Regions from separate parts of the Homo sapiens genome. Here region 2 is linked to region 1. The links are chromatin loops, found by intact Hi-C in ENCODE. Cell type or tissue: ascending aorta. All regions are shown on one strand. Each heading gives the region's core, and the rest is flanking DNA. Links, peaks and the distances in the headings are about the cores only. Region 1 holds the start of LIPC-AS1 (LIPC antisense RNA 1). Region 2 overlaps LIPC (lipase C, hepatic type).

Region 1 (15,750 bases), core at 3,067-11,066:
GGTAACCTCTGTCCCTTCACCATGTTTATCTTGCCATATCACCATCCAGCATTCACAGTCCATTGCCCAAAATAAACCACAGATACAAAGTAGAAAGATACTTCATCTATTTTCTAAGTAAATCTAGGAAGTTAAAGATCACAGCTGTCTCCAAGACCATGCCCGTTGAGTAAAAATATCTCTTGGCAAGTTGTCCTACATCAATTTTTTTTAATGAGACCTCTTTTTTCCTACCTAGTATTGATAATTTAATAGCTCTGCAAAAAGTGCTTCTGAAGCAAGAAAACTTAGTATTTTCTAATTTATTCTCTGGGAGATTTGACTGCTAATCAAATATCTTAATTCCCTCCATACTTAAAGGGGGCATTTTAAAGTGACTTTCCCAGCCGTTCCAAATTACTTCTTGAGGTTTATTGTTTGCTTTTAAATTTATGTCCAACATGGGCTCTCTTCTTGGGGACTGAGCTGTTTCAGAAAATGATGGAAATTTGGGGTGAATCTACCAACAGTGTTCAGTCTTTCCAAAAAGACAGTTCATTAAAAGCTGAAAGGTTTGACCCTCTGGCTCTATCTTTTTGGCCTAACATCCTAACACAGGTGTGGACAGGGTCAAGCATGCAGGCCTGTCTCTGATACCTGGTTATAGCAAGGCTGTCCTTGGCATTTCACCTCCACCTCTTCTGCATCATACATTGTTTATTTTCACCTCATTATTCCATTCCTACTCCATTTGGTGATAATCCACTGTGTGCTAGGCACCCTTCTGGGCACCAGCATATAGAAAAATGCCTTAGCATTCGTCCCTGCCCTCAAAAGGGCCTTGGGATCAAGAAGAAGTGGACACGAGCACATCTGACTAAACACAACATCATGGAGGGTGTATCCAGGATATGAGCAAAATGCTCAGAGACAACTCTTTTTATTTACGTCACAAATGCTTCTACAGCACCTACTATGGGCCAGGCATCATGCTAATAAGGGCTTTACCAATATTAATTCATTTAATCCTCACAGCAACCCACTGAGATGAATACTATTCTTATCCTTTGGTACTGTGGGGAAACTGAGGCACAGAGCAGGGAAATAACTTGCCCAAGGTTACACAGCCAGTCAGCTCCAGGTGGGGCTCATGGGGCATGGGCCCTGGAGCCCACACACTCTGACTCCAGGGCCCACACTCCTACCGTCGGGCCACACTGCCTCACAACACACTTTCTCGCCAAATTCAGAGACACATAACTAAAACCACTTACAAATGGAGTATGCCAACTGAGAATGCTACAGAACACATTGAGGAAGTGACATTTACACTAAAATCTGAATGATGAACAGGAGTTAACTAGACTAACAGGGGAGGAAGTGGGTTGCAAGCCGTGGTTCTGGGTGGGGAAGGAGTGCAATGTGTTCCAGGAACTCACCAAGGCCACCAGAAAAGGAGGGTGGAAAAGAAGGAAGAAAACAGCTCAAGAAGAGGCTAAAACATGAGCAGCAACCATAGCATTCAGCACCCTCACTACAGGCCAAGGGTCATTCCGTAGTTGGGTTCCGCAAGAATGATAGGAACCTAACAGCTTTGGCAGGGGTAATAGCATCAGTTATGCATCATCCACTGATCACTTGGGCTGACATGTAGAATGCATTGGAAGAGGACGGCGGGGTTAAGCAGGGAGACCCCGGGGGAGGCAGCAGCAAGGAGAGAGTTGATACTCCCTTGGATGGGCTGGAGGTGGATAAAAATGGATTCAAGTGAGTTTTAGGAGACAGTATCAACATGTTATGCTGCATGTTTGCTTATGATGGGTGAGGAGAGGGAGGAGTCAATGGTGGCTCTGAAGATTCTAGGTATTCACAGGGTCGGGAAGCACTTGTTTGTCACAGGTTTGTTGGGTGCCGGAGGGGAAGAAAGTCCCGTGCAACAGCCACATGCAATGTTCATCACTCCCCTGGCTCTCAGGCTGCTTCAGGGCTCCAGACCCTCGCACGTGCTGATCTCGGGCTAAGGGCTGTTTCCTTCCTTCGACTGAAGACCTTTCATACTGTAAGATTCAGCTTGAAAGTCTCTCCCTCCATACACATCACACGCTGACACTGGACCAGGCACTTATTTGGATCTCACAACATCTCTGCAAAGAAGATATTGCTATGCCTGTTTTACAGACTACTGAGAATCAGAGAAGTTCCAAAGCTGCCCTGTCATTTGTGGCATAAGCGAGAGAGCCCACTGACATCCCAGCGCTGCCTTCCCAGCCACACTGAGGGAGAGGTGGGCTTGGCCCTTGAGGCCCCTTCTTCTCAAAGGCATTGAGGTTACTTTCCATGTAGATTACGGTTGAGAACAATGAGAACTTCTGGAGCACATTCTGTGGGCTGTGTGAGGACGTCGGCAAGGGAACAGACTAAGATGGCTAGAAAATGCCCCTCTTTCATCTCTAGAATTCATCTAGTGAAGCACTTCCCAAGCCTCAGGTATCCAGGGTCTCCCTGTTCTTCCTAGAAGTAGGTTCCAGTGAACAGAAAGCCCACAGCATAACTAAGAAAAAGCTGTGTGTCTCTACCATGCTGGTGAATCCATGCTGCTCCTTGACCTGCCACTCCTTGACATGGACGGCTCTATTCTAACAGTGCCACTCTCTCATGTCACTGTCCCTCTGCCTGGTTCCTCCTCCTCTCTTATCTGCCTGGAGAGTCCCACTCCTTGGATGAGTCTCACCCAGAGCATCCCTCCCCCATCTCCTCAGGCTGGGTGTAGGGTGACCAGCTGTCCTAGTATGACTGGGCCTAACGGATGTTCTGGTTTGTGGGACTTTGGGTAGTATATCAGCTCAATCCCATGCAAACCAGGATGGTTGGTCACCCTAGTTAGGCATGTGGATTGCCCCTGCTTATGGCAAGCCCAGCAAGTATCCAAGCTGTCTTGCACTCATTGGTTCTCTCCTCTGCTCTTTCCCCAAAAGTAGTTATGACCCTCTGAGATGAAGCCCTGTGCCTTGTTCATCACTGTATTCTCAACATCTAGGCCTGGTACAGACCAGGTTGTGTGGTCAATGTTTGTGCAATGAACGTACGAGCCCAGACTCAGCATATTTAGGAGATGGCTCCTACCACCCAGCAATTAGAGAGGGGAGGCAACGCAGGCGGAGGACATCTACCAATGCAGCACATGAGCAAGACACAGGGCCTGAGAATAACTGAACCCTGGCCCACAGATGCCAAAGAACTGGTTTTGCTTGTTTGTTTCATTTGCCAGTCAGAAGCGTGGGGGATAATTTAGTGGAATCCCTTCACAGATAGGTTTTAACTTGAAATAATTCAACTATAGGTGCTTGGCAAACAATCAAATAGTGAACAGGCCCAAGAGAGAAGGAAATAATTTAGATGGCAGATGGCAGTTGGCTCCACTAGAAGTGCCACCTGGTGAGCACGGGCCCACAGTGGGTGTGAGGCGGGACAACGGGGGCACACTTCCCTCCTGCGTGTGTACCTCACACTGTGCTAGGATGATTATGGTTCTGGCATACAAAGTCACTTATTTTTCATGCAACCTGGTCCCTAAACTTAAGAAAATGCCTTTATCTGGTAATCAACTGGGAAAAACATTGGCTGAACCCCATACTTTCAAGTACTTATGAGATTTTCAAAGGTGGTTCTTACACACTAACTTAAGAGTCCCCAGATGGTGAGTCCCAGCTGCGCCACTTCATAACTAAATGATCTTAAGTAGCTAATGACTTAACCTTGTAGAGCTTCCATTCTCATGGGCAAATGAAGGATAACATCTCTCCCTCATGGGCTCACAGTGAGGATTAAACGAAGGGAAGGTATGCACAACAGTTAGCAGACTGCTTGGTACAAAGTAAGCGCTCAATAAACCAAAGCTATTATTTTTAGTGGTGGTAATAGCACTGCTTTTCTTTGGCATTTAAAGCTGTGTAGCTAATCTGGGCATTCCACCAGGTTGCTGAAGCAATAGACGGCCCCTTAATAAATAGCTTCCAGACAGCATGTCATTTAAAACTGAATGCATTTTTGCTTCTCAGTTGTTGGACATATTATTTACTACCTGATGGTCTTGCTCTGGCCCAAACAAGCTAATTATTGCAATTCCAGAGTACATGCCATCATCCAGAAATAGCTTTCTGTAGAGTGGGGACTGAAATTAACAGGCAATTAGCAAGTTTAAAAGGATTTCCTTTCCCCATCCCCACCCCTGGCACCTCTAACACATTAAAGCTCATCACAGCAGTTATTTTAAGGAAATTCAGCAGAGGTACTTGCAGGGCCCGAGGTCATCTTGTGTTGGCCCTGGATAGATCATGAAATCCTGTTGCCAAGGAGCATGGTGGGAATGTGGCAGGAAGGCTAAAGTCAGGAAAGCCACCTCAGCCACTAAGTAGCCATATGGCCTGGGGCAAGCCACTACTCAACTCTGAGCTTCAGTTTCTTCATCAGTAAGGAAGTGGCCAGGCACGGTAGCTCACACCTGTAATCCAGAACTTGGGGAGGCCAAGGCCAGTGGATCCCTCGAGGTCAGGAGGTCAAGGCCAGTCTGGCCAACATGGAAAACCCCCATTTCTACTAAAACTACAAAAATTAGCCGGGCATGGTAGCAAACACCTGTAATCCCAGCTACTCAGGAGGCTGAGGCAGGAGGATGGCTTGAATCCAAGAGGCGGAGGTGGCATGAGCCAAGATCATGCCACTACTCCCAAGCCTGGGCAATGGAGACTCCATCTCAATAAATAAAGTTAAGAAGTTAGACTGCTCAATTCCTGAGACTCCTTCCAACCCAGCAATCTGACGTCCACACTGGGGCTGACCACTGAACTACATGGAGGCACATGCCTCAGTTTCCTTATCTACGCCATTCATCTAACAGCTATGTATCAATCCCTGTTAGGCACTAGGCACTGTGCTAGGTGTTTGGAAGAGTCATTCTCAGGCCTATCCTATCTCAGCAACCTGTAGGAATGTCCTCACCTCCAGAGTTAGCCCCCTTGGAAGGAAAATATTTAGTCCCACATTCATTTCTTTCCTATATGAACCTGGAATCACTGGGGGCAGCCTCTCTGAACTGCCCCATTTTCTGAAAAGTGTCCGAAGTACAGCCCAGGCATGGGGCATTCAGCACAAAGGGCCCAAGTCTTGAGAGGGAGTAGTTTAGGAGTGAAGAAATCCCAGCCTCCCACTATCCAGTCTTAAGGTAAAAAGAATTGTACAGATGAGCACCTTTCTTCCCCTTGGTATTTCCCTTTGGCATGACCCAAAGACCACTCCCATAAAGGGCCATACCCTAGTGTTTTCTGACAATCTAGGGATGAATTCCCTATTACATCTCAGGATGGGAGAAAAACAGGATTTGGGAGTTCTGGTTTAATCACTAAATGAACTTAATCTTGACTTCTGGTTTTGTCATCTGCAAAAGGCAAGTGGTCCTGATGGCTACTTAATAAAGCTGTCTGTGAGCCAAATGAGAGTGTGCATCTGCAAGTGCATTGTAAACTGCAAAAATAATTGTGGTTCTCTCTGGGCCGCCTTCTACTTCACAACAATACTGAGCTGACCTTACAGATAAGCTGAACAGATGGTTGCCTCCATGGTAGTATTTGAATAGCACCAGAAAGTTTCACCTCTCCAAAGCATCTTTCTGCTGGCCTGAAATTCAACCATTAGGGATTCATTTTGTTGCGGGGGCGGGGGGGCGGCTTACAAGCTTCCCAGGGTTCAGGAGCACTCTATTAAATAGCTGTTGTAATCACCCAGCAGGTTCTTCCTATTCGCTGCATAGACAAAACCAGTTCACCAAGACCACGCTATTGTAGTAGAGTTTAACACAAAGCCAGCTACGCAGAAGACAGTTATTACTCCAATCAGTCTCCCTGAATGCTCAGCGGTTAGGGTTTTTCAAGGATAGTTTGATGTACAGGGGATTAGGGAATGGGTGCTGCAGATTGGTTGGGGATGAAATCATAGGGTTATGGAAAACGGTCCTTGTGCACTCAGTTGGCCTCTGGGTGGGGGCCCCAAGACTGGCTGAGTCATGAGCCTCAAGTCCGGATGTAGTCAGTCTAAAAAACAACTCAAAAGATCCATCTTAGGCTCTACAATAGTGATGTTATCTACAGAAGCAATTAGGCAAGTCACAAATCTTGTGACCTCTGGCCACATGACCCCTGAGCAGTAAGGGATGATAGAAAATTTGCCTATATCTTAGCAGAATTCAGGCCCCTTTCATAATCCTGACCTTCTGGCCTTTCACTGGTTTTGCAAAAGTGGTTGAGTTTGGGGAGTGGCTATTATCCTTGCTGTAAGGTTCAACTATAAACTAAATTCCTCCCAAAGTTAGCTTGGCCTACACCTAGGAATGACCAAGGACAGCTTGGAGGTTAAAAGCAAGATGGAGTCAACTATGTCAGATTTCTCTGTCATCATTTCACAAAGGCAGTTTCACTGTGACCTGCTAATACTGTGGGGAAAAGAAAAAAACAGTACTCATTGGGCCTTAGGCATATTCTAGGTTCTTTGCAATACTTAATTTTGTTTTTAATCTCAAACCAGTCTGAGACAGGATTTACTATTCAGCACATTTTTGAAACTGGGAAAATGAGTCTCGAGATGTTTAGGAAACTTGCTAAAAGGTCACATGAGTGACAGGGTTAGGACTTAAACATGCGTGGGGTCGGGAAGATGGCAGGCACAGGGTATCAGGCCAGGGGAGATGCCCTAGAGCCAGCGACACTCAGCCTACTTAACTTCTTCTAAGAGCCGGTCACCTCCATAAGGACAGCCAGAGCTTCTGCCAGGAAAGAAAGAACGTTGATGCTATTCGTTTTCCAAAAGAGCGTATCTCCTCCGGCTAATCTGAACATATTTCTTACAGGGCTCTTGAATGCCCCTTTGTAGCTGAGTGGGTGAAACGGCATCACCAACATTTGGCCCTGCTGCTCCACTGAGAGCCGGCGCCGTTCGCGGGATAATTATCCTGTAGTCTTCTCACCTCCGGAGAGAATGCAAGGCGCCCTCCTTCCAAATCTGGCCCGTCACGCCAGCACCACTTATTTTTAGAAGCTGTTTTCCCCTCATAGTTTCACAACCTCTAATCTGCCACTCTCCAGTGAATATAAATTAAAACACAACAATGAAATATGGAGAAATGTTTTCTCCCGTCATCTCCAGCTCTCTGAACCCGGGGCTGGGAGTGGGTGGAGCGCCTGATTTGTCTCCCAGGCGACACGGAAAGGGAGGCAGTGAGACGTGCTACCTGGTCGCTTCCGGCTCTGATGAACCACTGCCAGCCAGTTATTAGGGAGGAGGGCAGCACTTGCAAAAATTTCAGGTCTCTGAGAGCCCAGAGCCTGAGAAGTGTGGAGGATACTAATTACACCCAGGTGGAAGCCTGGCCACAGCTCACCTCCTAAGGAAAGAGCGAGCCCATTAAATAGCCAGGAAGGAATGGAGTTCACAGGGGATTAGATTTCTAGATTATAGCCTCAGAGTCATTCTCAAATTTATCTCCTAAAATCTGGAGGTCAAGGAACAAAAGCACCCTTGAAGAACAGGTAAAGGGAGCCTGGTCTGAATTCTTAGCTCCTGACAGCCAGGCCGCAAGAGGACAGACATCCCGTGCACACACGCCCGCCCCATCGCCAAAGAAAGCTCTAGAGCTAGACACTTAGACTGGCCTTTCATGAAATGACAGCACCTGCCAAACACAATAGGGAAATAGTTAGTCCAGCCAGGCAGTGCCATAGAGTGGTCAGAGCATGGGAATTTCAAGCAGACAGCAGCAGGCTTTAATCCTCACTCTACTCTCCCCAGATGTGTCACCAAGGCAAGTCACTCAGCTTCTCTGAGGCTCAGTTTCCTGGCCTGTAGAGTGGGAATAATTATAATACTATCTTGGTTGTCAGGTTTAAAAGACCAAATGAATGTCACTGCCTGGCAGACTACTTAAAACAATAAGAGGTGCTAAAGTTACTTTAAACCAACCCTCTCCACCCTCTCCTTCCCCACCTCAGTTTCATACCCCAGAGACCAAATTCCTGATGGATTCCTAAATGATATCTCTGCCAAATACTGGTGCCAGGTGCTGGGCAAGGCACAGTTTTGCAACCAGCTGTCAGGCAGCAACAACTTCACAGTCGTACTTTTATTCAGTGTGTGGTAAAACTTCTGGGACAAGAGTCAAAGTCGTAGGGCTTTAGTGGGAAACTGCCATTGCCTGACCAGAGGTACAAAGCACTGGCCCTTCCCTCATCCCTGGCCTGACCTAAGAGGGCTGGGGTACCACAGGACTGTTGACCCCACTGAGAGCTCAGGGTGCCAGAAACACTGCCTGCCACGTGATTCCTATTGGTCCTTCCAGAGATGCTAACAGGCCTGGAGGCTGGAGGTCTCTCTGCCCACACTTTCACACATGACCTGGAGCAGGGGGTCCCAGCTCTGTAGCTGCATTTCTGACCCAGTTGGATACCTTGACATGGTCCCAGCAAGCAACAGAGCACCCATTGTACAGCCTTCCCCAGCCCCAGAGAGGGACTGTCCCTGCCAAGAACAGAGGTGCCACCCAGAATCTGACAGCAGGGGAGGCTCCCCAAGCATTCTACCCAGAAGAACAAGCACCCTCCCCAGATGGCCTGTGGCCCACCCTGCCCTCAGTTCCTAGCAGATCCTCAACTTGGCCTGCTTTGATGTTTGTGAATGGCAGGTAGGAAAGGTCAGGCAAGTGGAAGAAACCTAAAACCATGCTCTCTATGGCCATGGAAGCTTCCTAGGTATTATTACATAGCTGTAGTATATTAATATTACTGTCATTAATTGATATTATTGTAATGTTACTATAATATACATAGCCATAATATAAACACATTATAAAGCTGTAATAGCTTATCTTTATTCTACTATGTGGCAAGTCTGTACTAAGCATTCTCCTACTCTAAACCCCCACAAAAGTATTAGCTATGAACTATCATTGAATTTCGTTTTACAAACAAGGACAATCCAAAGAGGCCAAGTTACCTGCCCAAGGCCACACAGTCCACAAGAGCCCAAGTTCCCACTCAGGCCCATTCTTTTAGCTCTGTGCCACCCAGCTCTGCAAATGTAGCCACCCAAAGCCAATCAAGCCAGTGGTAGAGTTCTAAAACCAAATCTAGGGCTCTGTCCCACCAATCTCCACCTGGTGCCTGGAATTCCTCTATTTTTGTTTTTTGTTCTGTTTTGTTTTAAAGTTTCACTCACCCCCCTCCTTAAACCCAAATATCCCTGGGACAGGATGGAAATCCATAAACAGGTGCCTGAGTAAGACATCATTCACAGAGCCTTTTCCTCCTGACAGCTGGCCAAGAACAGGAGAGGGGGCCCTGGGCAAATCTGCAGGATTACATCAGAGCTTATTTTCCCCCGTATGCCCCTAATTTTCTACATGCTCTTCCATTCCTGATGGATTCCTAAATGATATCTCTGCTAAATCCTGGCGCCAGGTGCTCTTCCATTCTCCCAGTGATCCAGAACTTTCTTGCTGTCATGAAGAAAACTGATTTAATAAGTAAACTCATACTTAGGAAGCTTCCCATCCACCCTGGCCCCCCATGGTATCTCACATCATCATCAGACCAAAAGAACCCATACCCTCATCAGTGATGACTCAGCAAAATCAACTTCACATGATTAGGAAGCTCACATAACTAGCAAGGCGAGGAGGTTCTCTCTGCCGGCCACCTCCTCCCGCCAGCACTCCACCACAGCCTGCCTACTGTCTGCCCGTTTGGACTAGCAGCTGGTGCTGTGGGATCTTTAACTCCACTGAAATTATGTCACAAAACTGGGGCATCGTAGGGAACCTAGGAAAACAGACAAGAAATAAAGACTCCATATGTGCCTGGCCCACACCCGAGTTTGGCTCACTATGCACACATTAGATCCTGCCATTCACAATTTAAAATATATATATATTTTTTTGTGTATATATACATATATACACACCTAGAAAAAAAGTATGTATTTTGTATATATACAAAATTTATTACATATAAATAAAATTTATACAAAATTTATTACGTATAAATAAAATTTATACAAAATTTATTACGTATAAATAAAATTTATACAAAATTTATTACGTATAAATAAAATTTATACAAAATTTATTACGTATAAATAAAATTTATACAAAATTTTGTATATATTTGTATATGTGAAATATTTTTTAAATGTTAATATATCTATAATATTTATATATTTGAATATATAAGTTTATATATATTTATATGGCTCACTATAAAAGAAATTGAAACCTCCTTAAGCATGAACAACTCCCACGGGTGTTTTCTTCATGAGACGCACAGGAAGATGGCAATGGGTACTGAAAGGAATGAATTGCTTGTGGGGGAACTTTATTTACTAGAACAACCCCAGGTAGGAGGAGAGGTTTTAAGAAATGAGAGTAGGGGTTCTGGAGGAGGTCACCTTGCCTCCTAGTACAGAGGTAAGACTCCACTGAGGCTGGAGAATAATGCTCATGAGGAGATTGGCAGGCCCCAGATCCCTGCAGCTACTGGGACAGAGGCTTCAGTTCCTTGCCATGGGGGCCTCTCCCTAAAGCTGCTCACAACATGGCAGTTGGCTTCTCCCACAGCAAGAGAGAGAATCCCCAGAGAGAGCAAGAGGCTCCACAATGGAAGGCCTAGTCTTTCACAATCTAATCCCAGCAGTGACATACCCATCACTTCTGCTCTGTTATTGGTCAGACCAACCCTGGTGCAATGTGGGAGAGGACCACACAGGGTACAAATCCTGGGAGGCAGGGGCCCTTGGGCCATTTGAAGGGTGGTTACTCCAGCAGGTACAGAGTATGGTGAGCCCACATGAGGAGGTGCCCAGATTGCAGCCATAGATCCTTGGGCAGGTCATCCAACCTCATTTACGCTGTTTGCACTTACAGAAAATGAGAATAATAGACTCGTCAGGGCTTGGCAATGCCTATGAAAGTGCATTGAACAAAGGGAAGTATGCTGCAGATATAAGACAACATGGTTTTGATTGTAATTACTAGTACCAGTAGCACATAGTTGTGAGGACTCCTATTCTGTTGAGCTAACAGCCCTGACCCACCTGTATCAATCAGTGCCAATGTATATTTCACATTGCCAATACCCAGCGTCAGATAATGAAGTTTTGCAAAATACAGCTTGGGTGGGATCTCTTTAATGACCTGTTAAAACTGATTTATAGTTAGCTTTTTACCTGAATGCACATAAGGAATCTGGAGTTCTTGCTAGTTCTTGCTTGGAAATGATCTGTTTCTTCATCTGAATGTCCTCCCTTCATCTGATTTCCTTAGCAACCCTGGTTTTTCTGTTTTGATTGACAATACAAAATTAAATATTAGTCCAGTCCCTCACTGGGCTATCACAGGTTCCAAAACACCCAGCCCTCATGTCATTGATCCAACATCAACCGTTCCACCGGTCCTTCCCTCCCCTGCCCCCTTACCCTGCCCTAAGGGCTCTCAAGACAGACCTGTTTAACTCTGGGCATTTAGAACACAGAAGACTTTCTCACCAGGGAATCTCTCTTTCTAAAATCCCCACAGAGCTGGTCAAGCAAGAAGAGCACTGGACTACGCATCAAGACCTGGGGTGCTGATCCCGACTCTCATCCTTGACTGCAGTGTGGGCTGGGCAGGTCACTTCACTGCTCTGAGCGATTTAGTTCTGGTTTTGAAAGACTGGGTGATTCTACCCATTATTCACTGAGCACCTCTGGGCCTTCTATTATGGCCTCCTCCCTTTCCTGCCCTGCAGCTCCCTGCCAAAAACAAAGCCTATGCAACCTTCGTAGATACTCTTCATAGAATCTGTTTCTCTCCCTGTGGGCTCTTTCCTTCTGAGCACTGGCAGGACTTAACCATATGCTCTAGGCATTGGGTGTGAAACCAGCAAGGCTTGGTGCTGGAAATTTAGCCTCATCTTCCCAACCACCATAGCTAACTCTTGTCAAGTACTTGCTCTGTGTGCCAGGCACTGTTCTACCTCATTAAAACTTCACAGCAACGCTGAAGTGGCTATTATCATCTTCATTTTATAGATGAGGAAATTGAGGCTCAGAGAGAGTAAGTAACTTATTCAAAGTCACCCAGCCCACATGAGGCAGAGCCAGGATTCATGCCCAAGCAGTCCAGAACCCAAGCACGCTGTCTTGGGACTGGATTTTCTTTCCCCATGAAGAATGTAAATTTCTTAATCACAGGCCCTGTTTATTTTACACACAGTCAGCATCTACAAGTCTTTGTTAACTGATTACAGGTTTCTGTAATTCTAGGCATGTTAAGCGTAGGGTCAAGCATAAACTCTGTCCCTACCTTTCCAGAACATATGCTCTGATATATTATAGCAGACAAATGCAAAATTTCCAAGACTCGTGGGATTTAGAAGGGATTTTTCTCAACTCTTCTTTTCCAGATAAGAAAAGGGAAGCTTGAGGAGATTAAGTTACTTCTGACCACATAGCTCCCTGCTGCAGAACCAGGACAGAAACCCAAGCCTTCTCATCCCTATCACGAGTTGGATCTAGGGCAGTGGTTCTCAGTGGTTCTCAACTGGGATGGTTTCGCTCCCTCACCCCATGGGACATTTGGCAATATCTGGGGGCATCTTTGCTTGGCACAGCTGGAGAAGAGGATGTTACTGGTATCTAGTGAGAAGCCAGGGGTGCTGTTAAACATCCTACAATGCACCAGACAGCCTTCACAGTAGAATCATGTGGCCCAAAATGTCAATAGTTCTGAAGTTGAGAGATCCATTCTGTGGGATTTACCACTTCCTCTAAGGCTCTTTGTTTCTGTATCTTTACAAGCAGTCATCTACAGTTGGACACCTTGTCTTATTCATCCTTGGCTCCAGTGCTCAGAGAAGTGCCTGGCACGTAATAAAAGCTCATTGAACAAGGGAGGGAAGGAGAGAGGGAGAAAAGGAAGGGAAAGAATGACAGAAAAAGATATCAGGCTTTCCTGGCAGGCAAAGAAAGTCCAACACTATAAATCAAGACCTCTGTTCATAAAACAGAAGATGTCTGACTGTTTGAAATCAATTCTTGTATATCATTCCAGAGAGAAGACTAACTCCGAATACCTTAATTATGCGTTAGCACAATTTAGACGAATACTCACAAAATTAAGCAGAGAACCCAAGCCCTGCTACAGAAGTCTTCCCCCTCAAAAAAAAAAAAAAAAATTAAGATGGAGTCTCCCTCTGTCACCCAGGCTGGAGTGCAGTGGTTCAATCTCTCCAGGGATTACAGGTCTGCGCCACTGCACCCGGCTCATTTTTGTATTTTTAGTAGAGATAGGGTTTCACTATGTTGGCCAGGCTGGTCTCCAACCCCTGACCTCAGGTTATCCACCCGCCTCAGCCTCCCAAAGTGCTGGGATTACAGGCATAAGCCACCGCGCCCGGCCCTTTTAAAGTAAATCTTGATTGATGGACATGATGAAGTCCGTGAGGTACAAATGCACTGCCTTTTACAAAAGTAACTGGTTCCTTGGAGGTGTCCATTGGGAAGATGGCAGTAGTTAGAGCTGCCACTGAGGAAGACATAATAGGCAGCTCTCATTCCAAGGCAGCTGAGCCACGAAGAAGGCTGGCCTGAGTGGTCAGTGTGCAGTAAATCCAAATCTTTAAATGCAGTTCATGCTTCACCCCCGACCGAATGACAAATGGCTCCCCCGTCAGAGCAAGCTGGCAGGTGATGCACCACTCCTCCCCTCCCCTGCCACCCGTGGTGGGACAATCTGTCAGCAGCCACTAATTCTCAGGAATGGATGGGGAAGTGGGGGAAGTCAGGCTGTGTTTATTGGGCAAGGAGAAGGGGTCTCTGAGCCCAAAGACCTTCTTGGGAAATGCAGCTCCTGCCCTCCACAGCAAATAATGCTCAATGACCAGTCAGGGAGAGCTTGTCTGGGCTCTCTTCAAGCTATGGGGAGCATCTAGAAAATGCCTTGAAACCGTCAGATGGAAACATCCTCTCATCTTCCTCCCTCCTGGAAGCAATGTGCTCCGCCGCTCTTCCAAACCCTTCCTGTCTCTACTGGTACACCTCTCCAAAGCCCTCTGGATACCTCCCATGATATGCCTTTCCCAGGCTCCAGGTCAGCACAATGCTCTCCCCACTCTATTCCCCAAATGCATACCTGTCTCCATCGCAGACACCTTCACATGCCTGGCTGGCAGGAGCTCAGCCCTGCCCATCTGCCTGTCTTTGTTGTGCGACCACCTTCAGGGTCCTCCCTTGGGCTCAGCAGTGAGCTGACTTGCCATGGAGCCAATGGAGCTTAGGTGTCAAGATCCTTCACTTGCACAAGCCCCTTTCAACCTCCTCTCCCCCAACACACAATTATGTATTCATGATGTATTTTTTTTCTTAAAGAGGACCTCCAAATTATATCTAAGATTCAGGCTCTGTAGAACCTGGCTCTTTCCGGCCAAAATATGATCTTTACAGAGCTCAACATGCCTTGCACACACTAGGTGTTTAATAAGAGCTGAAGGATCAAAGAGAATGGATCCTGACCATGATTACAATTAATTAAGAAAGTGATTAACAGGAAAGGGAAGATTGGTGTTTCTCTCAGGCGAGCTTTCCTAATTCTTCCTCTACCATCAAACTGAAAAAAGCCAATAGTCTCCCCTATCTCAAATCCAGGATCCTCGGAAGGGTTTGTTAAGTCACAGCCAGCTGGACCCCACCTCGCAAGGATGTGGTTCAATAGGTCTAGAGCGGGACTTACAATCTGCATTTCTAACAAATTCCTGGTGATGTTGCCGCTGCTGGTCCGAGGCCCTCACTCTGAGAATCACTTTGAGCCCCTGCGTTATCAATAGGGGCCATATTGCCCCCAAGAGGGTGAAATTGTATCTTGAGGTGGGTGATGAAAAAAGTTTTTATTATAAAGCAGATATATATATATACACACACACATATATATACAGTACACAAACAGGGTGCAGTATATCCCTGGTGCTAAAACTTCACGGGTAGACAATTAGGGGGTAAAAATGTCTAGAAAGACTCTTTAGGGGGGCAATCATGATAAAACATTGAGAAACACTGACCTGGCCCAAGTGCCTACTTGGTGCTTACTCCCCAGCAGCTGAGCCAGAAGCCCTCACCTGCAGAGACCTGCAGCCCACACCATCTGATACTGTGGAAGAAGCATTAGACTGGGAGTCACAAAACCCAGGTTCAAATCCTAGCTCTGCAGTAACTTCAGGCCTTCCCAGCCACACCCACTTCAGCTTCTGTACTGAAAGAGACAAAGTTACAACCAAAACTGCCAGGGAAAGAATGCTGTGCGTGCTTGGAAGAGATACATGAGGGGGTTGTTTATACAAATAGGAGTGAGCAATACTCCACAGGGCATTGTTGAGTAGCAAAAGCAACACATTAAACCATCTCCCAAGGAGGCTGGGCCTGTCAACGGCCTTGCTTCGCTGAGCATGGAAAAGCACGTGTCAGGCAGAGCAGGATTACTCGGCACAAGAGAGGCCAGGCTGGGGTGGGAAGAATGGAGAGACAGTGCCTGCCAGTGACAGGCTGGGGCAGGGCGAGAACACCAGGGAACATGCACATCGATCCTGATTTGAGCAAGTGTTCTCAGAGGCAGCTCTATAAATTCCTTCACCACCCCTAAGAATTTTGTACTTTGTCGCCTGCCTCTAAACAATGCCTTTGGGGACAGCAGATTCTTTGGGGGTA
Region 2 (15,822 bases), core at 3,125-11,124, 51 kb before region 1:
GCCTGCAGCTAGCAGTGAAGTCTCTTGCGTATCTGATATGGAAACAGTCATGCTAAAAGTTATTCAGCGGCAAATGATATGAAAGCGATTCAGATCTTCCTGAGAGTTAATGTGGCATCTAATTTGCAACCGGGGAGCCAGGCTTGCAATGAAATGCTCTGTCGGGTTGGGGTTGTCTAATTGCCTGCCTCTCTCAGAAGAGAGGGGAATTTATGAGAGTTCTATTTCCAGTCAGGTCTAAAGTAGAGATATCATTGCACAATTTCTAGACTTTGTTTTGCTGCCAAAATTTTAGTCTGAGGCTGAAGAATCCAACAGCCGTCCTGCCTGTTTTGTTTGTAAATTCACAAACTAGATTGATGGCGAAAGACAGATCAAATGCCTTATCAGGAAGGTAGTAGAGTGGAGCCCAGCTTCCAGGCTAAGCAGTGGACCAATAAATGACGGATCAGTTAATTGAACAATTTGGCCAGACTAGACAGGTGTTTGGGAATTTGTTTTGGTACTGGTTACTGGTCAGGAGCTAGTAACGCTAAGGTAGAGTCTGAGATTTTTCTTTTCTCTAAGACTAGCCTTGGAGAGAGCTCCGACAACTTTGAGAATTAGAAATTCCCTAACGGGATGTACCTAAAAATTTCAGAAGCTTTTTTCCCCTTTAAGAAAAAGGCTGTTCCTTTGTATTTGACTATTTTACTTCATAGGCCAGTTAATAACTGAGTAGCAGTATTAATTATTGCCATTCACTAAGTATTTTCTGTGCCAAGCACTATACTAATTATTTTTGACACATCATCTCATTTATAAAGCCACATCCAAAAATGACCCTTACATAATAATTTAGAGCCATACAGGTAAAATTGCTGGTAATCTTTATTCCCTTGGTTCATAGTGATTTTGCTAAAGGGCCTTTCCTGCCCTTTGCCCCGGAATGTTGTATTTGTTTGTTTACTTTTTAATGAAGTTTATAACACACTTCTAGAAAAGGGCCTCTATCATAAATCCTCAATGAGTTCTCACAAACTGAACCAGTACCCCAAAGCCTTCCTTGTGTGCCCCTTGAGCCTTAACATATATGATTTTTTCCTTTGGGGAGATTTTTCATTAATAGAAACACATCAGTTGCTCTTTTGCGTCTGGCTTCTTTCGTTCGACATTATGTTTGTGAAAGTCAACCATGCAGTTTCGTGGAGTTGAGGCTCATTCATTCTCACTGCTGTAGCATTCCACTGCGGGACCATGCCACACTTCCTTTATCCATTCTACTGTGGATTGGCCAGGACTGTTTTTGCAATGGAGCCATGGGAATTGGAAGCTGTCAGTGCTGAGATAGAGGTTGAAGGGAGGGATGGCCTCCCCCAGGCTTCTGGGTATTGTCCAGATTTTCCTTGAGCAATCTCATTGTCCTGATCAGCCTGCTTCTTTCCCCGGGGCCTAGTTTGTGCAAATGCTGAGAGAAGTGGCCACTATTAGCAAGAGGGTTCCTCAGAAAAGAGGATCCAAGTCAGGAGGCCTCTTGTTCTCTTGGAAGCAGAATCTCTTGGCAGAATTCTTTCTGCAATGAGTGAGCCCAATCTGTGTGCATGTGGCTGGTATGATGTCTTTCTGGGGAAACCGCAGGGAAGCCGGTGTCCTGTGGTGGAGCCCTTGTCAGGAAAGTTTCTACACCAATGGTTCTCAACAGGGGCAATTTTGCCCTCCAGGGGACACTTGGCAATGTCTGGAGACATTTTTGGTTTTTGGTTGTTAAGACCAGGGAGAGAGTGCTTCCCTTCCAGCATCTAGTGGGTAGAGGCCAGGGAAGCTGCTTCACATCCTACAATGCACAGGACAGCCCTCACAACAATGAATTGTCTGGCCCAAAACATTATTAGTGCAGAGGCTGAGAAACCATGATCTATGCCAAGCTTCAACTGTCACTCATCGAGCACCAGGAAGTACTCCCTCAAGGACCCTTCCTCTTTAGCCCCTCCTCCCAGCCTACTTCTTTTGAGTATTTATTATTAATGACATCTTACTAATGGAGTCACTAATGTGCTGCACACCCAGCATGTGCCAGGCACTCCACGGACATTTTATCTCATCCTCACCATATGGTTGAGTAAGCTGGCAGTTAAGTGCCTTGCCGGCGGTCGCATAGCTGGTCAGGGCAGAGCAGGGAGAGGTACCTGCAGCCTCAATCTGTCTACTGAGGCCGCAGTGCTCTGTGTCGAGCCCACACCCAGTGATTTGACAGCCAGAGGTTTCTAGAAAAACATTCTGCTCAGTTCCTCTCACAGAGAGGGAGATTTAGACAGTTGTTCCTGCCCTTCAGCACTAAGGGGGACTGGATAGCGTGAGCTGCTTGAAGCCCACATGGCACATCACACTTATGCCCAGCCCCAATGCCTGAGACCCAGGTTCCCCAGTCGGTGTTGCCATGAGAGCCAACGCTGCTCCTAGACCCTGGCAAGTCCCACCTTCCCGGTACTGGGCCCACTATCAACAGGCACCTTCTCCCTCCCCTCCACCCCAGCCTCAGCTTGCAAATCCTAGGAGCAGCTGAAAGCTACCTATTCAGTCAGTCCCTCATGAGTGTCACAAGCATACATGAGCACCTGCCATACGTAACGCAGTGCCTGAGTACAACTCACACACTCTGTTCACACGTTTCCTCTCTTAAAAATCACTGAGGACCCCAAACAGTGTTTATTATGTGAGATATCAATATTTCCTTCATTAGAAATTAAAACTGAGAAATCTTTAAAATCTGCTAACACTTTTTAAAATGATAATAAACCCTTGCATATTAACACATATAATGTAATTTTATGAAAAATAACTTGTATTTTCCAAATAAGTTTTAAATGGAGAAGAGTGACATTGTTTTACAAAGAAATGTTGCAAATCTCTCTAATATCTGGCTTCCCAAGACAGCTGGATTATCTTACCTGTTTCTGTACTCAGTCTGTTGTGATGTATTGCTTTGTTTGAAATGTAGGAAGAAAATCTGGCCTCCCATAGAGGAAAAGGGAGGACATCCTAAGGCGATCTCCCTGGGGCCTTGGCCTGCAAACCACTGCGCTTGTGCAGTGGGCACTGTACAACAGGGGGCTGCACAGCCGTCCCCACCTTGCAGGAATTTACAGTCAAATGGGGTGGGAGTGGGGTGGGGAGGGAATAGGGGGCCATGGGACTGGGTGGAGGGGGGATGTGCCATCAATAAAAGAGCAACCGTCTGTGGAGAATTTAAATACAAATATAACCAAAAGCTGATCTGCCTGTCATTATCACAATTATAAAGAATGTCAGCCGGGCGCCGTGGCTCACGCCTGTAATCCCAGCACTTTGGGAGGCCGAGGTGGGTGGATCACCTGAGGTTAGGAGTTCAAAACCAGCCTGGCCAACATGGTAAAATGCCATCTCTACTAAAAATACAAAACATTAGCCAGGCTTGGTCATGGGCACCTGTAATCCCAGCTACTTGGTACGCTGAGGCAGGAGAATTGCTTGAACCCGGGAGGCAGAGGTTGCAATGAGCCGAGATGGCGCCGTCGCACTCCATCCTGGGCAACAAAGTGAAACTCCATCCCAAAAGAAAGAGTATCAGCGATAAAGGCAAAGCTCTTTCCAGAAAAAAATGGTTTTATGGCCTAAGTTCTAAACAATCTCCGTGGTTACTGTTGGATTTTATGTAGTAAGTATATGTAAGCTTCAAATTCATCACATCTTTATTATTTATCCTTTCATAAATATTGTGTTCTACATTGACATTAATCTGGAGAACTCCCGGTTATGCACTTGGCCCCAACATGCACAGACTCAGGGGCGTGTTCTTGTTGCAAGAGTAAGTGTGCGATGGTTCAGATCCTTTGACGTCCTTATGTCTCCAACCTCAGTGGCACTTATTACCTGCTTCTGCATGTAAACAGTAGATTTGAAACAAAAAATGATAGCGTAGTGGTTGTACAAACAAAAAACCAGAACTTGAATTATTTCAATTCTCTCATCCTAGGTGACCCCTGTAAGCTTCTCATATGTGTTTAAAATTTAAAGCAACAAAACAGATTGTGAACAATGAGTTGTAACATCTTGTTTGATAGGTAAAAATTTGGACTCATACGAAAAATATTTTTACTGCATTTGAATATCTTAAAGTTAAAATGTATTTGTCTTTTTAAAAATTGTTCACTGCTTTATAACTAAAGAAGAAATCGAGAAAGTAGTGATGATTGCTGATTTTTACATAAATATGACTGAAAATACTTTTGTCTTATAGAGCAGAGGGTCATTAAAATGATCCGTTCTGTGTGTCAAATACATGAGGTATACCACTGAGTCACATATGTAAATGTTATCAGCTAGAACAGAACATGGCATGAGATGAGGACCATGAGAGAGGAATGAGTAGAGAAGCAGATTTTACTTCCAAGTGGAGGGAAGAAGGCTTCTTGGAGGAGGCGGCATTTGAGTAGGGTGTTGAAGGATGGTATCCGGACAGAAGAGAATGAGGCTTTCCTTGTACAATAGCAGAGGTACACAGCTGATAAAGTACATGTGCTTTTCAAGCCCAAATACCTTTCAAAAAAGACCATCTAGGAAGAAAAAGAAAAAATATCCCATAGAACGGTGTTGATAGCAACACTTGTTAAACTGCAACAAACTGGAAACAATGTGAATGCCCAAGTGCAAACCACTGAAGTTGGGGACTCCAGCTACTGCTAAGTCCAACTTCGAACAGGCATGGTTTTGAATACCTACTACTAGAAGTCACAGAAACTTTTGGGGGCAATAATGATGAAGTTCAGAAACAAAAGCCTATTGCTGGCCCCTAAGCACTCACAGTTTAACACCAGGGATCTTAGCACAGAGGATGGGTTTCCAAGAGTCGTTGAGCCTCCTGAGATGGTGCCCAAGGCTGTGTGTGTGTGCATTTTGAGTGGGGAGCAGGTGTCATAACTTTCAGCAAATTATCAAAGGGACCTGTGACCTCTGAAAAAGCTCAGTAACAACTGGTCTTGCAGCTTTGTAAAACAAGTATAAGAAAATTGTATATGCAATAATGTAGGGAAAAAAAAACAGGACTAAATAATCTACATGTTGAATCATAATTATGAAAACACTGTAGACACATGCTGTATATTGCTAGAGATTCTAAGTATATTTAAAGATATATAAAGGGTTTTAAGGTTTGGAGGATTTAAGTACTTAAATGTACAAGAAAAATAAAATAAAAAGGCCCTGATCAGCTACAGTTAGATTGGTCATCCCAAGACGACCCCCGGGAAAGGGATTTTCCACTGTCCTTCCGACCTGCCACCAGCACCCAACTTTGCAGGTTCAGCCACACTCAAAATCACTACCCCAGCAGGGTCTGTCAGATTTCTGAGAGGCCTCCACAGTTACATGGAATGTCACCCATGACTAATATTTGAGATAGAGTCCGGAGATGAAACTCATTCTTCCAAGAGTGCGTACTATTCTGGAATCAGCAGAGGGCCAGCCCCCAGCATTCCAGGGAAATTCTATCTTTCCCATGCAAGAGACCCTCCCATCCATGGCCATCCTTCCTAGCCCTACAGCTGAGCAGGTCTGTGGTCCTGCTGAAAGGTCCACCCTGGAGAGACGGGGGACAGCAGCCTGTCCTCCACTCTGCTTGCCTCTCACAGAGACCCAGGACTGGAACCCATATTCTTTCATTCTGAGCTGGAGAGAGAAACTGCAGGGCTGACGGTTGAAGGCATGGGGTCTGTAAGCTGACCCGAAAACATGAATCGCCAAATGAGTGCGCAGCCAAAAGCCAAGAGAATCTGGTACCTGGCTACCCACGATGGCCCTCTCCCTGCCCTCCTCTCCACATCAGCTGCCACAGTGCTGCGGGCATGCTGGGTCATCACAGTTGGCACAGCAGGGAGAGAGGCAGAAAGAGGCTGGGCCCCGAGACAGGGCAGAACAGTCCCCATTTCATCATGAGGGGAATGCAACCACCCAGGCCTCAGCCTGGGTGTCCCTGACAGCCACGGGCTCCACGTAGAACAGAGGTCACAGCGATTCTCACAGCCAGGAAGGTACTGTGCGCTGGCCCCCAGGACAGTGACCAGTTTCGAGTGGGGCGCTCTCAGCTGGGAAATGGGGTCCAACCCACCAGGGAAAAGGGCTGACTAGGGGCCAATAGGACCCTCCAGATCCCTGCCCAGCAGGCTGGACTTCAGTCCCAAGGTGATAACTAGAACAAGGGGGCCGAGCCTAGTCTGTCCAGCAGCGGGTGGAGGAGCCGCGGTAAGAAAGGCAGTCGGGTCTTACATTCAGGTACCTACTTGGGGCGAGAAGACCAAATCCAGTCACTCCAGCCCTGGAGGAGTCAGGGCGCCCACCCGGCTGCCCCACAGAAGGTGCAATTCCTAAACATGGTCACAAAGTAGCGCAGTGACATCTCAGCTGCTTCGGAGTTCCAGGAGAGGGTTTCTGGCTCAGGAGAATGGAGTTTCTGGGTGACTGGAAGATGAGGCTGTTGGCTAACTTCCCTTTCCTTCCCACTTAGGGGTCTATTTCCAGAAGCATTCCTCATTTCATTTTTTCCCCAGTGGGGCTTGGCTAGGGGTGGGGAGGCATGGGGAAAAAGTGAAGAGAAGAGAAGGAAATGCATGGAATGCAAGCGGAGGCCTCTTTGTCTACAGCGTTTTCACCTCCACTTGTGCAGGTTCATATTCAGGGCCTGGTGAAGTCAGTTCTGGCACGGCTCTCCAGTGGACTGGCAGTGGCCCTTAAAAATAGTTCTCAGGAAGATGTGTAGGTGGCGACGCTGAGTAGTGTTTATGTCCCAACATGAAGAGCAGGCCTCATTGTGTGTGTCCTGTGATTACAACTGTGTGAAAATACATGTGTTTGAGAAAAAATGCTGGAAGAAGATGCATGAAAATGTTTATACGTCCGTTGAGTTTGTATCTGAACTTTTGTCTCTTCCCCTCTTTATGTAATGTTATAGTATGTATATGGTATATTGACTTTCATGATTTAAATAATCAGAAAATAAATTTACTACGAAATGATAAAATAAAGGAGTTTGACTAGATCAGTGATCCTGGAACTGTAGTGGGTAATGAAGCACCTAAAAGGCTGCTTTTTTTGTTTGTTTGTTTTTCCTGAGACGGAGTCTTGCTCTGTCGCCCAGGCTGGAGTGCAGTGGCACAGTCTTGGCTCGCAGCAACCTCTGCCTCCCGGGTTCAAGCAGTTCTCCTGCCTCAGCCTCCTGAGTAGCCGCGATTACAGACACACAACACCACGCCCAGCTATTTTTTGTACTTTTAGTAGAGATGGGGTTTCACCATGTTGGCCAGGCTGGTCTCGAACTCTTGACTTCGTGATCTGCCCGCCTCAGCCTCCCAAAGTGCTGGGATTACAGGCGTGAGCCACCGCCCCCGGCCAGGGCTTATTAAAATAAGATTCTGGGGCCCTAACTACAGAGTTGCTGATTCAGTGAGCCTGGGGTAGACTTGGATATTTACGTTTCTCAGCAGTTCCCAAATGATGCTGCTGGTGTGGGGACCACAGAGAACCACTAGAGAAAAAACAAAAGAACCAAGACTTGAAACTAGGTTACTGACTTCCAGGCTAGGGTGCTTCCTACAGAAACAACACGAGGCTACAGGGCAAACCTCACTTCACTTCTAACTTTCTAGGGTTGAAGGGGTGAGAATCAACATCCACTGCTCCTGGATACTGACTTCTTCCCCAGTAGCTACAACCCCAAAAGTATTTAAAACCCCAAGATATTTGTGAAAATGTATTTGTCCAAAATAAAATATCTACATGCTAAAAAGAAAGCAGTCCTTGAAATGAACAAAAATTCCCAAGCTGAGCATTACTTGTAATTGGTAGAAAAATAATCATTGCAAAAGCTAATTAACCATCCACCCTGAGCGGCTCCTTGGCAGGCCTGAAAATATGATCAGGAAAATTCTTTTCCTATGAGTGAGGCATTATCAAAGCAGGGCAGAGCCTATGGGTTATCCGTTGACTAGGACTGACCTTTCCGTGACTGCCAAAAACTTTCCAGTGACAAATGTTCCAGCTTCCTTGTCCCAAGAGAAACTAAAGTGGTAAGAAAACAAACTGCTTTATACTGAAACATAACAAGATCAACAGCAGCTGTGACAGCATTTATTAAACTGTCCGCTGTGTACCAGGCCCCATGGTCAGTAGGAAAGTATATCCCTGAGGGTACAAAAATGAAAAAGCGTACATCCACTCACCAAGGACTTCCCACTGTGCCAGGGTCTCTAGCCCCTTATGGGGTGTGTGTGGGGGCAGGGAGGTTGGAGATTGGGAGAGGCGCATAATTTCAACACAATGCAATTAGTTTGTAAATAACACTACATGCAAAATGTTACAAGAGCCCTGAGGCAGCGCAGGTTAGCTGAGAAGCCTTTACAGAGGAGGTGATATCTGAGTTGAATCTTGAAGTTTCCTTCAAGAAGTGGAAGGACATTGTAAGCAGAGGGAAAAAAAACATGAACCAGCCTTGCTTGACTCAGAGGCTGGAAAAGGGAGAGTGAAGTTGGGAATTCTTGAGATTTTGGGGTGGCCCTGGATGGGGTACATAAAAAGAAGTGGCCAGAGGGAAGGACAGGAAGGGCCATCCTCAGAAGTTTTGTCCTCATCCTGGAGGCAGGGCAGACCACTGATGAGGGGGGTTGTTTTTAAAAGGCTGCCTTTCCCAGATGGATTGATAGACTTATCTCAGCCTGGCTAAAACCCTGGCCACTCCCTGATAGAGAACAAGGTTCCCAGCAGGCAAGGGCAGGGGTGGGGCCCAGCAGGGACCAGTTTTGCAAGCTCACCTGGCCCTACACCCGCAAACACTCAGCTTTTCCTCCAAGACAAGCCTCAAGGCTTGGAGCAAGTCTCTTTGAAGTTTTCTTATGAATTGCTATGCTTAACACTAAATCATGGGAAAGATTAACACCCATGAAACTGAAGCAGGAGCACATAACAGGAGCTTAATATGAATCTTCCATCTTAAAAATATCTTATTCTACATCTGAAAAGAGAACCATTTGGAAATTCCACGTCATACTCACTTATAGACTTAACAGCAATTTCAACTTTAAAAATTCATTCCCACCTGCATTATATGACTTGATTCTTACAGTAGCCCTGTAAAGAATATTGGGTAGGAATTCTTATTCCCATTTTAGAGACGTAAACATTCACCATCCGCGGACCATGGGGAACACAGCTGACATCAATTGCAAGTCAGTTTCTGTGGTTTACTGCAGCAAGGGAGAGCTCACTCCAGACTTGGGCTTGTGCTGGTTGAGTCTAAGGAAGGGGTGGAAAGCAAGGGGAATTCTGGATTGGATTCTGTCAAAAAGGAGTCCAATTCAATGATTCGGCATCATAATAATTTAATAGTTATCACTAATTATTATTTAATATAATCAATAAATGATCTAGCAGATGGGAAGATGAAAACAGGGCTGAGCTGGCTTTGATACAGCAACACAAGTCATTCCTGTTAGTCAGAAGAGGGAAATGTTTAGTCATGTTTTTTGATTTTGGAGTGGCCTCCTCCCTGTCTTGATGCAAACACAGATGTGGAGGGTCTGTGCTGCACATGTTTCTGTTCGGTGGGCATTGTCTCTGTTCACTTGTGAATATTATGGTCTGGCTGACGGCAGAGCTGGTTTTTGTTGCTGTGCTGTGTTTTCGTGTAGTCTCTCCCAAAGGGACTTGGGGAATGCGTTTGAGGTCTCTTAATACCTATGCCCTAGCTGCACAGCTTTGGGTGATGCCCTTTACCTCCTTACCTCTGATCTCTCAGGAGTAATAGTGTCCCTTCCACACTGACATTCTGGGTGTGAATGGGACTGATTAGAATGGTCATCGTGGTGCCAGGAGATCTGCAGTGGTGACCTTCCCTGGTATCAGCTATTTAAATATTATCAGGAAAGAGAAATGTGGAAGCAAAGTTCTATCCATTTTAAGCATGTGACCTTTTACCCTAACTGAACCTTAATTGACTCATTTGCCTCTAGCAATTCAAAGATTCCCAGACACCCGGAGGACAAAGATGGGATTCTGTAAGAACAGCCCACGCAGTCAATGACCCTTATGCCATTTCTTGCCCGGAACTGTTTTATTCAGGGCCTGACATGCAGCAGTGTTTGATTAAGTGCTGACAATGAAAATAGGTATTTGATGCTGTTTGGAAGAAAACTCTTACATTTCTTGAATTGAACTAAGATGTACAGAACAACAGAAACCATTATTTTTAAGAATATTTAAATGTGCCAAGTTCTTTGCCTATTTATGTCAATGAATCCAGAAAAACACCCTGTGAGATAGGTATTATCCCCACTTCACAGATGGGGAAATTGTGGCTCAGAGTGTTGCAAACTCTCCTTAGACCACTCAGCTAATAATTTCCTCTCTGGTATAGCTGAAACATGGGCTTGCCTGAAGGGCAGAGGCAGAAGAAGCCTCCAAACCTCCCAAGGTCCTGTGATTCTCATTGATGCCTACTTCTAGTGGTTCTGGTGTCCCTCTCAGAGCCCACATGGGTATCTGAGCCTTCAGAGATATCTCATTTGGTTTGGGGGGTTGTTTTTGGTTTTTCTGAGTCTCGCTCTGTTGCCCAGGCTGGAGTGCAGTGGCGTGATCTCAGCTCACTGCAATCCCCGCTTGCAGGGTTCAAGCGATTCTCATGCCTCAGCTTCCCAAGTAGCTGGGATTACAGGCATGCACCACCATGTCCAGCTAATTTTTCTGTTTTTAGTTTAGTCGGGGTTTCTCCATGTTGGCCAGGCTGGTCTTGAACTCCTGCCTCAAGTGATCTGCCCACCTCAGCCTCCCAAAGTGCTGGGATTACAGGCCTGAACCACTGTGCCTGGCCGAGATATCCCATTTTGGATAGGGGAGCCTGGGACATATTCTCAACTTCCGTGGGTCTGGCCACTACTTATCAGAAGTTTCTGCTCACCTTACACAACTGTGAGTGATGGCCAGGAGCAGCCTCAGTGGCCCAAGGGGAAAAACCTCTGGATGAAGCCCTGGACCCCTCACATCTCAGCCTCCATCACTGCCCCTGGCTACCCAAAGTCAAGCCCAGAAACACAGATGTGAGCACAAACCCAGGCAGCCCATAGAAGGCACAGCCCTGTGATGTCAAGCTTAAAAATTCTGGGCTACTTTTAAGGTCACCAGGGATATTTCGAAAGAGCTGAAGCTTTTTCCTCCATCCAAGAATCCTCTATCTTCCAGGTTGTTTTTATGAGCTGAAGAGGACCCTCCACGGCTCCTCGGTGACTTAGTAGTATCAAGACAACACCTGAGAAAGCTCCTTTCATGCAAATCTCTGTCTCACGCATGTGAAGAGACCACCAAGCAGGCTTTGTGTGAGCAACAAGGCTGTTTATTTCACCTGGGTGCAGGCGGGCTGAGTCTGAAAAAGGAGTCAGCAAAGGGTGGTGGATTATCGTTAGTTCTTACAGGTTTTGGGATAGGCGGTGGAGTTTGGAGCAATGTTTTGCGGGCAGGGGGTGGATCTCACAAAGTACATTCTCAAGGGTGGGGAGAGAATTGCAAAGAACCTTCTTCAGGGTGGGGGAGATTACAAAGTACATTGATCAGTTAGGGTGGGGCAGAAACAAATCACAATGGTGGAGTGTCATCAGTTAAGGCTATTTTCACTTCTTTTGTGGATCTTCAGTTGCTTCAGGCCATCTGGGTGTATACGTGCCAGTCACAGGGGCTACGATGGCTCAGCTTGGGCTCAGAGGCCTGACAGTCTCCTTCCTGCCTGCGACACAGGTCTAGGAATTATTCCACAGTTGGGCACTCTTGGTGTATTATTGTTCATGCCCTGGCCCCCACCTTTGTGCCGCATAGAGGGACTCCCCTTCCTGAGGTTAATGATTGGGAAGGTGTTAAAGCAGGAAGAACTGCAAGAAGGCACTCGTGAGTGAGCCTATCCACTCATTCCTGGAAGATAAACAAACGACCAGTGTGGCTCTCCATACTCAGAGGGTGGTTTCTGGATGTCAGAGATTTCGCCACACACCAGCTCTGTGCCAGGCCTTGTGCTAGGACCCCAACATGGTCACTCGATATTCACACAGTCTAGCAGTCTGCCAGGACTGCCAGGACAGAGGACCACAGACTGGGTGGCCTCAACAACAGAAATGTATTTTCTCACAGTTCTGGAAGTGAGAAGTCTGAGGTCAAGGGGTCAGCAGGGTGGGTTTCTTCTGAGGCCTCTCTCCTTGTCTTCTGATGGCTGCGTCTCTTCTGTCTGCACACAGTCTTCTATGTTTCTGTGTCCGATCTCCTCTTTTTATAAAGACCCCAGTCATATTGGATTAAGGCCCACCCCAGTGACCTTATTTCACCCAAATCACCTCTTTAAAGACTCTGGCTCCAAAAGCAGTCACATTCTGAGGTACTGAGGGTTAGAACTTCAATGTATGAATTTGAGGGAACACAAAGTTCAGCCCATTACACCCAGCAAACACTTTGCTAGGCCCTGCTGTGACCCGGGTCCTGGGCTTGGCACTGGGCATACAGTGGAAACTGCAAATCTCTCTTTGTTCTATTTGAGCTTCAGCAACTCTCCGGAAGGCTTCCGCGTTAGAAAAAAGGCTTACAAATACACAGGAAATTTGAAAGTGAGTAGTAAGTCCACACCAGGCCCAGACAGGGGGCCTGTGCTGAAAGGTGCAGGAAGCAGCAGCCCTGCTGAGACACACAGGAGCCGGCTGGCCGGCCGCTAGCAGGGTGGGATGGGGAGTGGGGGCTCAGGGAGCCTGGGCTGGGGAGAGGCATCCTCCCTCTTCAACAGAATGATTGGGACTTTCTGGCAGCATAAGCAATAACCGGCAGGAGACCAAGAAGGCGCCGTTTAGCTGGCTCATGTGTGAGTGAGTGATGAAACTCACCCTCTGGCTTGGCGCCTTATGGAACTATCAACTCTGCATGGGTGTGCTCAGTGTGGACCCCAAACCTGCTCCCTCTGGCTTTGAGAGGTATTTCTCCCATACAGGCTGGCTTCAGCCAGGGGGTTGCCTAGACTCGCCCAGGCCTCAGACGAGGGGAAAGGGCCAAGGCCGGCTGCCACTTTCTCATCATGTGCCTGCCTCCCTTCCCACATAGAAGGGTCAAGCCCAAATTAGAAGGGTGGGATGATGGCTGGTGCCTGAGGACAGAGCTGGGGCTAGGAGGACAAACTCCTGGGCTCCTCTTCATGTCTGGGCTACAAGATCCTGGCATAAACAGGGGCTCCTGGCACAGCGGAAATAAACCATGGGTCCCTGAGGGAGACTCTGGGTGAGAAAAGAGACCCAGATTTGGAGTTGAAAGACCTGGGCCTGAGTCCCAGCTCCATCACTTCCCAGCACGTGGCCTTGAACAAATCACTCAAGGCCTGCAGACCTCGGTCAGTCATTAGTAAAGAGAAGATTACTATTATAGAGACCCCACTGGGCTGTTTTGAGGGTGAAATGAGACCACGTAAGTGAACGCACTTTGAAACTATCCATTGCTGGTCACAAAACTAACGTGTGTACGCATCTATTTACTAAATAGTCATATAATACTCACCCGATTCATATGCTACTCCCAGTGTTTTTCTCTACTTTTTATTACAAAAGTGTTCAACTACAGAAAGAAGTTTAAAGGATACAATGAATTTCCATATTCCCTCCAGATAGACTCAATAACTGTTTGCATTTTCGTATATTTGCTGTATGTGCATATTTATATGTGTGTGACTTGTAAAACCAGTTGAGATAAGAGGGGGAAAGGAAGAGAGAAAAAGACACACACATACATATCCCATATGAAAGTTGTGGACATCATGATACTTCAATTCTAAATATTTATACGCTAGTATTTCTTTCTTTTTTTGAGACAGAGTCTCACTCTGTCACCCACGCTGGAGTGCAGTGGTATGATCTTGGCTCACTGAAACCTCCACCTCCTGGGTTCAAGCGATTCTCATGCCTCAGCCTCCTGAGTAGCTGGAATGAATGCCTCTTACTAAGGACATTCTCCTACATAGCCCCAGTACCATCACCACACCTCAGAAAATTAAAAATAATTTTATACTATCCAATATCCAGACCTTACTCCAATTTTCCCAGTTGTCCCAAGATAGTTGTTGATAGCGTTTTTCAGACTGGGATCCACTCAAGATCCTCCTGTTGCCCTGTTTGCTGAGCTTCTGCCATGTCTCCCCAGTGTCTGAGGTTGTGAGCATCTTGGTTACTTGCTGCCAATTCTCACACTCATCTGTGCTGCCCACCGTCCCATGGCCTCTTGCGGACCTCTCTCCCATGGCGCTGGCTCCTTGCACCCAGCTATCTGCTTGCACACCTCTCTCCCTGCTGGAGGATAAGCACCCCAAGGGCAGTGGCCAGTCTTAGCTACTGTTGTTTCCCCAGGACCCACACAGGCCTGGCATGGAGCAGGCACGTGGCAAATGACTGTTGCATGTTTGAATCTTCATCAGAGGGCTAAGCAACACACACCTTTAAAAAGTGAGTGAGTTTTGGCCAGGCGAGGTGGCTTATGCCTGTAACCACAGCACTTTGGGAGGCCAGAGGCAGGCAGATCACTTGAGGTTAGGAGTTGGAGACCAGCCTGGCCAATATGGTGAAACCCCTTCTCTACTAAAGATACAAAAGTTAGCCAGGTGTGGTGGTACGTGCCTGTAGTCCCAGCTACTTGGGAGGCTGAGGCAGGAGAATCACTCAAACCTAGGAGGGTGGAGGTTGCAGTGAGCCGAGATTGCGCCACTGCACCCAGCCTGGACAACAGAGCTAGACTCCATCTCAAAAAAAAAAAAAAAAAAAAAAAAGGAAATGAGTTTTAAGTAATTTCATCTGACAAATTCTGTACCCCTGCCGGAGCTCATGGAAAGCATCCCAGAGACCCAGGTGACCTAGCTCAGGCCCTGCCCTACTTCCCCATCTACAAGTGGCCACTGGGGCTCTGAAATCGCTTGGACTCTCGACTAGTCTGTGCTCGACATCTGTGACAGGACCATCGACTGAGAGGGAGAGCTGCCCTCCAGACCACAAGTCTTCTCTGGAAAACACACACGTATATGAGAAGTTGGCTGTGTTCCCATTATAGGTCTTACAGAAGTGATTCCAAGTCTTGTGAGTTTCTGTGGAACCAGAAAACCACTTCCGGACCAGCAGGAGTGAGAAGAGGCGCATGCATATCATGTTTGCATTGTTTTCTTGCATGTGTCACTTCACCACAATGCTCAGGACCTCAATGAGAGTTTTAAGTTCTCCCAGCTTCAAATTGTGCTTTCCAGGCCAGAGCTTCTCAAAATTTAATGTGCCTTTGAATCATCTGGAGAGCTTGATACAATGAATGTTTTTTTAAAAGTAGATTTGGGATGGGCTCCAGGATCCTGAATTCCTAACAGTTGGTCTGGGTGACGCCAGTGCCACTGGTCCCTGAACTACACTTTGAGAAGCGAAGTTCTAAAGGTCACAAAACAACTTCTCATTTCTTCAGTGAACTGGTAATTAGCACCTACAGCTAAATATAAGGCAGTGTTCTAGCACTGGAGGAACAAGGAAATGGGAAGAAATACAAAGAAGAATAAGACACAGGCCTTTGACTCAAATCCAACTGGATATCCCTTTATACTACGTCTAGCATTTTGCTTAAGTGGGACCTAAAAAGTTACTCCAAGCTGCCTCCCCTAGGGTCTTCTGGCTGTTTCTGGTAATGTGTATTCCTGCTGATGCTCAAGCCCTTTGCAACAAGTTCCTAACATGGTATCAAATACTGGGCACACTAGCAAACTTCAGCCATAAATTAGGGCCCAAA

Evidence for each region. Hi-C counts contacts between places; a loop is a spot of excess contacts. Peaks named below come from ENCODE experiments on the same cell type or tissue, not always from the same donor. Only the 100,000 strongest peaks of a DNase experiment are listed, where the experiment ranks them.
Region 2: a loop joins it to region 1, with 3 times the contacts of the local background. A loop is called at or near these places in 9 of 110 quality-filtered maps.

The regions. Positions count from the first base shown.
Region 1 is chr15:58,483,532-58,499,281 of GRCh38, forward strand. All of the region lies in intron 1 of LIPC (lipase C, hepatic type), which reads left to right. It overlaps LIPC-AS1 (LIPC antisense RNA 1), which reads right to left and starts at 15,204. Exons shown (of 3, transcript NR_120338.1): 1 at 15,108-15,204; 2 at 11,242-11,352. In ascending aorta, for the core only: no CTCF peak of the experiment used is centred there; DNase peaks (open chromatin) are centred at 7,040, 7,210, 7,710 and 8,128; H3K4me3 peaks cover 721 bases; H3K27ac peaks cover 2,613 bases.
Region 2 is chr15:58,432,342-58,448,163 of GRCh38, forward strand. The region is part of intron 1 of LIPC (lipase C, hepatic type); the gene reads left to right. It overlaps LIPC-AS1 (LIPC antisense RNA 1), which reads right to left. Exons shown (of 3, transcript NR_120338.1): 3 at 2,560-4,571. Among named protein-coding and RNA genes, the nearest start is that of LIPC, 8.3 kb to the left of the region's middle. RefSeq lists a silencer at 6,674-6,914. In ascending aorta, for the core only: no CTCF peak of the experiment used is centred there; a DNase peak (open chromatin) is centred at 8,030; H3K27ac peaks cover 1,536 bases.